Linked DNA regions of Homo sapiens: region 1 is linked to region 2. The links are chromatin contacts, found by Hi-C or POLR2A ChIA-PET in ENCODE. All regions are on one chromosome and are shown on one strand. Each heading gives the region's core, a stretch centred on a gene start or an enhancer-like site at or near the end of the contact. The rest is flanking DNA. Distances are from core to core; before and after follow the strand shown. Region 1 holds the start of ALDH7A1 (aldehyde dehydrogenase 7 family member A1). Region 2 has its middle 81 kb from the start of GRAMD2B.

Evidence for each region. Hi-C counts contacts between places; a loop is a spot of excess contacts on that map. ChIA-PET counts read pairs that join two places held with the same protein, here RNA polymerase II (POLR2A). Pooled maps may share reads with other maps.
Region 1: a pooled map shows a loop between it and region 2 (2.1-fold over the local background). The contact joins the promoter of ALDH7A1 here to the enhancer-like site in region 2. A Hi-C loop is called at or near these places in 1 of 168 maps with a recorded cell type or tissue (naive thymus-derived CD4-positive, alpha-beta T cell), 1 of 37 single-sample maps with no recorded cell type and 8 of 50 pooled maps. POLR2A ChIA-PET finds 5 or more read pairs at or near these places in 6 of 52 experiments (BJ, IMR-90, MCF 10A and 2 more).

The regions. Positions count from the first base shown.
Region 1 is chr5:126,590,914-126,596,471 of GRCh38, reverse strand. It overlaps ALDH7A1 (aldehyde dehydrogenase 7 family member A1), which reads left to right and starts at 1,253. Exons shown (of 18, transcript NM_001182.5): 1 at 1,253-1,465; 2 at 3,068-3,121; 3 at 3,743-3,808. The coding sequence starts at 1,274.
Region 2 is chr5:126,502,343-126,507,194 of GRCh38, reverse strand. No RefSeq gene overlaps it. Among named protein-coding and RNA genes, the nearest start is that of GRAMD2B, 81 kb to the right of the region's middle. Within about 2 kb of position 3,299, at least 10 of the 41 ENCODE cell types and tissues checked have a DNase peak (open chromatin) inside an H3K27ac peak, as active enhancers do.

The DNA.
Region 1 (5,558 bases), core at 4-2,503, 91 kb before region 2:
GATTGCGCCACTGGACTCCAGCCCTGGCAACAGTGCGAGACTACGTCTCAAAAAAAAAAAAAAAATGTAAGAATAGGCCGGACACAGTGGCTCACGCCTGTAATCCCAGCACTTTGGGAGGCAGAGGCGGGCAGATCACGAGGTCAGGAGTTCGAGAGCAGCCTGGCCAACAGGGAGAAACCCCGTCTCTACTAAAAATACAAAAATTAGCTGGTGTGGTGGTGTGCACCTGTAATCCCAGCTACTGGGGAGGCTGAGGCAGGAGAATCACTTGAACCTGGGAGGTTGAAGTTGCAGTGAGTGGAGATCGTGCCATTGCACTCCAGCCTGGGCGATAGGGCGAGACTCCATCTTAAAAAAAAAAAAGTAAGAGGCCGGGCGCAGTGGCTCATGTCTCTAATCCCAGCACTTTCGGAGGCTGAGGCGGGCAGATCATCTCAGGTCAGGAGTTCCAGACCAGCCTGACTAACATGGTGAAACCCCGTTTGTCCTAAAAATACAAAAAATTAGCCGGGTGTGGTGGTGCACACCTGTAATCCCAGCTACTCAGGAGGCTGAGGCAAGAGAATCCGCTTGAACCCGGTAGGCGGAGGTTGCAGTGAGCCGAGATCGCGCCGTTGCACTCTAGCTTGGGCAAGAAGAGCGAAACTCCGTTTCCAAAAAAAAAAAAAAAAAAAAAAAGTAAGAATATACCCAGGCAGGATATTTATAGAGGAAATGCAGCAATCTAATATTTATCATTAATTAGAAAACTTTAATTTGTAATCTACCAAAACAGTGAAAACAACCAACCCTTCCCCCGCCCCCCAATACAAACCCTCCGTTGCCTACTCCAGGGACAAGAGGCGTCACCATCGCTGAGGAGCTGGTTAGGAATGTCGGCTCTCCGACCCTAGCCCAGACTTACTGAATCAGAATGTGCATTTACCACGACGACCAGGTCATTACACGCATTTTACAGTTTCAGAACCCCTGCTATAGCCTACTGTACTTCAGCGCCAATATTTTGCTGAAAAGAATTCCCAGCTGGAACTGTGGCTCCCGGAGTCTTTCACCAGATGGCAGCAGCCCACTCCTCCCTGTAGCACTCCCATTGTTCCAGGCAGGATTCAGCCGCAGGCTCCTCCGGAAGACCAGGGGCAGACGGGGCGGTGGCGGGGTCGTGCCCAGTGGGAGGGGTCGGGTCTGCCCAATGGGTTCTCCCGGGCGGGGGGCGGGGCTCTATTTCAGCAGCTCTCAGGGCCTTGGGCTCATCCCGAGTCCCGGGCTCAGTATGTGGCGCCTTCCTCGCGCGCTGTGTGTGCACGCTGCAAAGACCAGCAAGCTCTCTGGACCTTGGAGCAGGCCTGCCGCCTTCATGTCCACTCTCCTCATCAATCAGCCCCAGTATGCGTGGCTGAAAGAGCTGGGGCTCCGCGAGGAAAACGAGGGCGTGTATAATGGAAGCTGGGGAGGCCGGGGAGAGGTACGCGGGCGCTCAAGAAATCTCTGCAGCCGCCGGGGCTCGCTCGAGGAGGCCGGGCGGGCACTGACCTACCGACTCCCCGCTGGCGCTGGATGCGGTAGTAGCATGGGAGATTTTGAAGCTCCACAGTAAAAGTTTTCTCGTGTAGGGTGCCTTTAAAACAAAAACTTAGATTTTAGGTCCTTGTGTGCTATGCAGAATCGACGTCATTTTGGAGCTGTAGGGGCTAAACTTCCCGCGCATATTTAAAACATTATGGTCTACCGGGCGCGGTGGCTCACCCCTGTAATCCCAGCACTTTGGGAGGCCTAGGCGGGCGGATCACCTGAGGTAGCGAGTTCAAGACCAGCCTGACCGACATGGAGAAACCTTGTCTCTACTAAAAAAAATACAAAATAGCCGGGCGTGGTGGCGCATGCCTGTAATCCCAGCTACTAGGGAGGCTGAGGCAGGAGAATCGCTTGAACCCGGGAGGTGGAGGTCGTAGTGAGCCGAGATCGTGCCATTGCACTCCAGCCTGAGCAACAAGAGCGAAATTCCGTCTCAAAAAAAAAAAAAAAAAAAAAAATTAAAACCTTATGGTCTTGGGATCTATGGTCTTGTGAGAAATGTGGCACACTGAGCGGTGCAACTGATCTTAATTTAGAGCTTAACTCTGGCTCTTCAGCTGTGACGTGCACCGCAGGTAACGTTCTTCAGTGTAGTTTTAAGTTATCTTCCTTCCTGAATTCTTTGGGAGTTTGCAAGCTTGGACGTGCCGAAATCTTGCCATGTTGTACGTTGGGCTGTGAACTCCTTTGAGGACTGGATTTTCAGCATTTCTCCATTGCCCAGGGCTTAACACCGCGCCTGATACCCATTACTGCTCAAAACAATGTTTTATAGAATACAATGGAAAGGTAAGGTTATTATCGCCCAGATTTTTTTTTAAAAGAAAGTTTTTTATAGGAGGATGTTATGTAACAGTTAACAAACTTTGTTGGACGTTGTATATTATATAATGAACCTGCCTTGGTAGAGGGAACACGTCTTTTGGTAATCAGTGGCTGTAGGAGATACAGATAATTTTAATTGCTCCTCAGACCTCGGTGTTTCATCCTGATTTCCGTGTGGTATCTGATCATTAGGCTCTTGGAGGCCTTTTTAGCTGTGCCTTGATTTTCCCTTTCATTGTTGACCTGAGACCTCTCCAGTTGGTGTGGACACGGGACTTTCCAACAGTTTTCCTGCCTTGGCCATTTCATCTCTGAGCAGAGGGTGGGCAGAGTAAGGAAGAGAAGAAATAACTAAAACTAGTCAGTTTGGTCTGTTATTAATGGAAAAAGAGACAAAATAACTGCTTATGTTAAGGCTTTTGTTTATATGCCTAATATTGAGATGTCAGAGGCGAGTTTTGCAGAAAGGTAGTTTCTAATGTTTAAGTCAGAAATGAAAGACAACCTCTGTAGAGTGGTTTATATGTAACAGAAGTTAACCTAAGCTTTTTGAGTTTGGGTATTATATCATTTTTTCCTCTCTTGTTTTTCTTCCCCGTTTGGTCTATTCCCTTACTTCAAAAGGGATTACGTTTTCTATACATGATCATCATCCTTTTGTTTTAAGGTTATTACGACCTATTGCCCTGCTAACAACGAGCCAATAGCAAGAGTCCGACAGGTAAGAGTGTGTGTGTGTGTGTGTGTGTGTGTGTGTGTGTGTTTAATTCAAATTATACACAAGGAGTTTGTGCAGGCTTTCTTTAGAGGCAGAAGCCAGTTAGGCAGGTCAAGAATAATATAAAATCACAAATGAAGAGAATAATGTGTTTATTTTTCATTTGTCATTTAGGACTGTCTGGGGGAGACTGTCCTCTCTTGGGTGGGGGCGTGAAAAGGAAAGAACCATAGAAAAGGTGAAGCGTAGAAAGATTAGGCAGGGGGCCATTTAAGGCAGTGCTTCTGAAGTACCTGAGGATTTTGTTAGAATGAAGCTTCTGATTTCCGAAGTCTGGGTTGGAGCTCAAGGTTCTGCATTTCTAATATGCCTTACATGTTCCCAGATGAAGCTGACAGATTTTGCTTTGAAAAGCAAGGTTTTAAAGCATAGTTGGATACCAACCTGTTTTACCGGGTTCTAGCTAGTTTTTGGAAGTATAGACTGTGGGAATCATTCTCAGCCATAAATGTTAGGGAACCCTAGAGATTTCCCAACTCTTTTCTGAAAATATTTTTGTGTTCTAGAAGATCATCATCATTTCTCTTTATTTCCCCCTTTCTGTCCCCCTAATTCTTAATTTAGGCCAGTGTGGCAGACTATGAAGAAACTGTAAAGAAAGCAAGAGAAGCATGGAAAATCTGGGCAGATGTAAGTATGGCCTTTGTTTCTAGAATTCAGAAAAGATCACTTTGCCTATTGTAACCAATGAGATACATAAACATCTGATAAGCAGGTCAGTGCCGCCTTGTTAAAATGTGAGCTCCTTGGGGGCTGTGATACTGTACTAGGGCTCCTGCTGTTTTGGAAACACCTCTGCCATATTTCTAGGGTAGTGCCTTTTTTGTACTTGCCATTCATTGAATGGATAAATTTAAATGAATTAAAACTTTGTGCTGGTATAGTATAAACTTGAGCTGTGAACACTATTCTTCACTGAAATTACTTGAATTTATAATTAAATAGAAAATGAATAGAAGATCTATGCCAGAAATATTTGTTTGCTCCTCCTCTATCCCCCTGCCAGATTTGTCTGGGAGTATCTCAGCAATAGGTCAGCATTCCTGGTTTAAAGAACAACAGCAGATCGCACCTGGTGGCTCATGCTTGTGATCCCACCACTTCAGGAGGCTGAGGCGGGTGGATCATCTGAGGTCAGGAGTTCGAGACCAGCCTGGCCAACATGGTGAAACCCTGTCTCTAGTAAAAATACAAAAATTAGCCGAATGTGGTGGCGCGTGTAATCCAGCCTACTCAGGAGGCTGAGGCAGGAGAATTGCTTGAGCTTGGGAGGCGGAGGCTGCAGTGAGCCAAGATAGCATCACTGCACTCCATCCAGCCTGGGCGACAGAGTGAGACTCCATCTCAAAAAAAAAAAAAAAAAAAAGAGCAGTGGCAGCATCCCTTTCTCAGGGCCAGAGGCTCATGTTCCTTGACTGTCTAATCAGGCTGTGAGGCAGAGTCAGCCTCCTTGGTCTCTGAGTCTCCACCATTGGTTAAATGAGCAAATGTGGGAACTGTGACTGGTGCTGGGCTGGCCACACTGACTTGTCACTAGGTGGGAGCTAGGCTCCTGAGAAGGGGAGAGTAAAGGCGAACTAGGATAGCCTGATTTCCCAACCTTTCCACTACCCCCATCCTCAGTGTGCTTTGTCTTGTAAAAAGAAAAGACTGGGGGTGCCTGTCTCCTGGGAGGGTTAAATGAGTTAATCATTTAAAGTGCTTACTGGAGAGCCTGGCACAGGAAAAGCCTCAATACATTTGAGTTAAACCCTGTGCTGTTGGGTGTGGGACTGCTGAGGGACTACTGAGCTGCAGTATTTTCTCTGAGTGAGTGATTGCAAGGGGGGTTGGGTGGGGTTGGGGTGGATTGCAGAGTAGCAGCCTGTCCAACAGAGCCCTGGGTTGGATGAAGCTTTTTTTTTTTATCAGCCAAGATACGTCTTTGTGTAAAGCATGAAGCACATCTTTCCTCTACTTTAATTATGGATAGAAGTATGGCCTAGGGTTCCATTATACACAATCAAAAGTATCCTTGGGCAGAAAAATACCACTTCCACAAGTAAACAGTGTGCTAGGTAAAGTTCACCCTACCTGGATAGAGAATACTGTCCAAAACAGTGTCCTTCATTGTTTTAAAAACTTACTTGTATTTATTTCTGATCATAAAAGTAATAAATATTCTTTTTTTTTAGAAAAGATTGATGCTGTAAATAAGATAAACAAATTTAGTCCCCTTACCCCAACCTCTGCAATGCAAAATGTTCATTAGGTTTAGGTTTTGGTGCATTTCCTTCCAGTCTTTCATGTATTTATTTCATAGTTGTGATTATTGTACATCCATATATACATGGTGTGTATAAAATTTTGTGACCTGTGATGCTTGCATTCCATACCATCC
Region 2 (4,852 bases), core at 2,050-4,549:
TATGAATCCATTAAACCTCTTTTCTTTATAAATTACCTAATCTCAGGTATTCATTTATAGCAACACAAAAAATGGACTAATACACACCTAAACTCGAATTTTGCTCATAAGGTTCCCTTACACTTTTAAAGGGCCTGACAGTTTATAACCACGGACTAGTGAGCCAGTTTGAGTTCAACCATTTTACTTTCTTCTGATGTACACTCTCCTAAGTGGGTGGCACTACAATCCCAAACCCACCACTAGAGATTTTAATTCAGGAAATCTGATGGAGGGGTGGGTCTAAGGATCAGTTTCAACAAACATCTACCTCCCTTGGATTCTCTGGTGGGTGTTCCTAGGACCACACCGTTGTGGCGGGAAGGCCACGTTCTGTGGGACAGCTGGGGAAGCACAGGGTACCAACTGGAAGAGCCCAAGCTGGGATCCTCCTCAGGCTGAGTCCACGGTCTCGGATTTGTGAGATTCAGAGTCCGGGGCAGATCTGTTGCAGCAGGTCTGTGTTTTCTCCATGGCCAAAGCAAGTCAGGTGAGCAGTGCACCTGTGACAGCTGGCAAGGCAGGTGAAACTTGCATACCTAGGAAAATGAGCACTTATACCTTCAAGTGTTTCAACCTTGGGAAGGTTGTATGATGGCTGCTTAAATTAGGATGTCTTTGGATTATTGCAGTGTCCAGTTATTGTTGGGTGCTGTATTCATTATTGGTGCCAAATACCAAGAAATAAATAATATTCTCAAACATGAAATAAAAATGTTTATATGATTCTAAATATTTAATAGAAACCAAATTCATGGGAGGAAAAACTAAGTCCCATGTTTTTTCATTTCCTCAAACCAGTCTAAATAGCATGGGTATGTAGGAGGATAAACATCCGCGTGACACGCTTCCAGGTTGAAAGGAAGCAGAATGGCCTAAAGTCAGTCCCCATTGTTCTATCGTGGCTGCTTGGCCTCTGGAAAATTACTTAATATTGCTGTCTCAGGTATTGTTTGTGAAGTTGGAAGCAGGGGATGGGAGTGACATATTTTGTCCTTTATAAACATCATGGGCTGATTTATTAAAATTCACCCAAGTGACAGGATGTCTTACAAAGCATGAAGGTATTGGAACAAAAGGCTAGAAAAATACTGATTTAGAAATGGTCGAACTTCCTATGTTTCCAGGAAGACCATGTGCCTGGTTCTACACATTCACTTGAGTAGCTGGTGTGGTCACGTGGAAATATTTACCAGGAGGAGAACCAAGTAGAAAGCTGACACTTTTCACACAAATCTACCTAAGCCATTGTGCCTACATGTATTGGAGAAAATGCAGTTCCAGCTCTCTAGGTGCCATCGTCAGAATATGGTTTTATGCTTTAAGCGTTTTATGGTTGTCCTCATTTCATATTCATCACTACTTCCTCAGACAAAATTTAGCAAACTTTAATCTTTATTAAGGTTTCATATAAAAATGGAGGCCAGGTACAGTGGCTCACGCCTGTGATCCCAATACTTTGGGAGGCTGAGGCAGGAGGATTGCTTGAGCCCAGGAGTTCAAGAATAGCCTGGGCAAAAATTAGCCGGGCGCGGTGGCGGGCGCCTGTAGTCCCAGCTACTCGGGAGGCTGAGGCAGGAGAATGGCGTGAACCCGGGAAGCGGAGCTTGCAGTGAGCCGAGATTGCGCCACTGCAGTCCGCAGTCCCACCTGGGCGACAGAGCGAGACTCCGTCTCAAAAAAAAAAAAAAAAAAAAAAAAAAAAAAAAAAAAGAATAGCCTGGGCAAAATAGTTAGATCCTGTCTCTACCAAACAAAAAGAAAAACAAAAACAAAACCCGAAATTTGCTGGGCATGGTAGCATGGACTTGTAGTCCCAGCTATTCAGGAGACTGAGGTGGGAGGATCTCTTGGGCCTGGAGGGAGAGTCTGCAGTGAGCCAAGATTGAGCCACTGCACACCAGCCTGGTAAAAAATAAAATAAAATAAAAATACATAAAAAATAAAAAAAATAATGGCACCGGGCTTTGTGGCTCACGCCTGTGATCCCAGCACTTTGGGAGGCCAAGGCAGGCAGATTACCTGAGATCAGCAGTTCAAGACCAGCCTGGCCAACATGGTGAAACTCCATCTCTAATAAAAATACAAAATTAGCCAGGCATAGTGGTGCACACCTGTAGTCCCAGCTACCTGGGAGGCTGAGGCAGGGGAATTGCTTGAACCCGGGAGGTGGAGGTTGCAGTGAGCAGAGATCGCGCCATTGCACTCCAGCCTGGGTGACAAGAGTGAAACTCCATCTTAAAAAAAAAAAAAAAAAGGAAGATTCTAGTTCTGAGTGAACCCAGCCATTTTCTTTCCTTCCCTGACTACATCATGGGAGAACATATTTCCAAGATCCTTTTTTTTGAGACTGCACTTGATGTAGAGTTTGAATTCCCACCTAATTTAATACTTTGCCCCTCAAAAGGAGAAATGACCCAATTGTTCAAGGCTTTATAGTTATTCCAAATGACCACCAAATTCATGTCATTTTGGAGACCTGCTTTCATGTCATTTTTCTTTGAAATTAAGATTATTCTAGACATTGAAAATAGAAAGAAAAAGATAAGTAACCTAAGGGAGCTGAAGCCCCTCCAAGCATCCATATATAGTCATTTTTTTTATAAACCTTAATTCAAAAATCTGTTTGGGCAGTAGGATCAATGCAGTCACAAGCCTATGAGACAGAACTGCCTTGGGCTTAATTTGTTGCAGTGTTAGAGAAAATAATGTTAGGGGAAAGTATCAACATCCTATACTACACACTGATTATACAAAAGGGTATAAAATACAATTGACAGTATCTTTTAAGGTTTCCCAGGAGTTAAAAAAACAATGACAGCAAAAGGATATGTATGTCGACCCAAAGCTTATTCACTTCTTTTAGCAAGACTGCCAAAAGGATTCTGTTCCTGGGGAGTCGTTTGAGCCAGGATGGAGACCGATTTATTGGGTTTGGCACACTAGGTCACTGGTGGACCAGGAGAGGCAGGTAGGAAGGTAGGAATCACCTTGTGTTTCATTGCTGAGTGAATCCCTTTTCCTCCCTGTTATTTAATTTTTTTTTCTAGGGTGACTTTAGGATTTATATAACATGTTATTCGGTTCAGCAGCCACTTGGCTTTGATTGTGCAATCAGTACTCTGCCGTCAATTTTCTTCTATCAGTAAACTACTTCTCTGGAACAACTGCCTGGCAAACAAATTGGGTCACAATATGCTTGTCTGTAAAGCTGACAGCACATCACATCCTCCACGCAGCGTTACCCAGATCAACTGTGTCAGAGTCCCAGCATTATCACATGACTGTTGTTCTTCTCAGTTTAGCAAGAAATGACTTAATTTTCTATAGATGAGCTTAACCCTTGAATGGGACTTTGCCAGTCTTAACCGTGAAAGAATGTGCAGTGGAGGAAATGCAGATTTCTCATTCACCACTGTCCTCTCCTGAAGTAGTCAGCATAACCATTTAACACCAAGCAATCCAGGAAATATTTTCACACCCTCCAGACTGCTGACTGGCTCTGATGACTTCCTAACTGAGCAATCACTAAACAAATAACTTTTAAACAAGTCCAATGTTGACAGGCAGACTGTGAATATCTTAATTTTTTTTGGAAATGTGGCTATAAGTGATAGAGTCTTTGCTTTGTTTTCAATCTAAAATAACTCAATCAAATGTCAATTTTCTGGTGTTTTTTTTTTAGATGGAGTCTCACTCTGTCACCCAGGCTGGAGTGCAATGGTGATCTTGGCTCACTGCAACCTCTGCCTCCCAGGTTCAAGCGATCCTCCCATCTCAGTCACCCTAGTAGCTGGACTATAGGTCTGTGCCACCACATATGCTAGTTTTTGTATTTTTAGTAGAGACGGGGTTTCACCATGTTGGCCAGGCTGTTCTCGAACCCCTGACCTTAGGTGATCTGCCCACCTCGGCCTCCCAAAGTGCTGGGATTATAGGCATGAGCCACTGCACCTGGCTTTTTTTTTTTTTTTTTTTTTTTGAGACAGGGACTCACTCTGTTGCTCAGGCTGGAGTGTAGTGGCATGATCATGGCTCACTGCAGCCTCAACCTCCTTGGCTCAAGCAATCTTCCCACCTCAGCCTCCTGAGTAGCTGGGACTACAGGCGTGTGTCACCATGCCCGGCTAATATTTGTGTTTTTTGTAGAGATGGGTTTTTTCTTTGCCTAGGCTGACCTCTAACTCCTGGGCTCAAGTGATTCTCCTGCCTTGGCCTCTCAAAGTGCTGGGATTACAGGTGTGAGTCACTGGGCTCAGCCCAAATGTTAATCTTTAAATAGAGAATAAATATGATTATTACCAAGTTTTGTTCTGGATTCACCCATACAGACTTCCCCTAAGGAAGGCTGACTCGACTGAGTGCCTAACGTGGCAACAGCAGGCACTGTCACTGAGCCCGGATTTGGTGCCACTTCCCTGCAAATCAACAAGCCATGTGGTGGCAAGGTGATTACATTGGACGTTTCCCCATTGGGGAAATAAATTTGTCTTATTTGGGATAGACCTATGTTCTTGGTATTGATCTGCCTTCCTTGACTGTAATGTTTCTGCTTTACGCGCTATCAATAGTGACTTCATATTCCACATCATATTGCTTCTAATCAAGAAAGTCATTTCACAGCAAAAGAAGTGTAGCAGTGGGCTTGTGCCTACTTGCATCCACTGTTTTTACCACATTCTCCATTACCCAGAAGCTGCTGGCTTAGGGCAGTGGCATGACCTCCTGAAGACGCTGTCAGGCCATGAGGGGATGCACCCCAGACGCATGGAATTCTATCTTAGAGGATGCAGTAGGTGCTATGAAGCAGAAA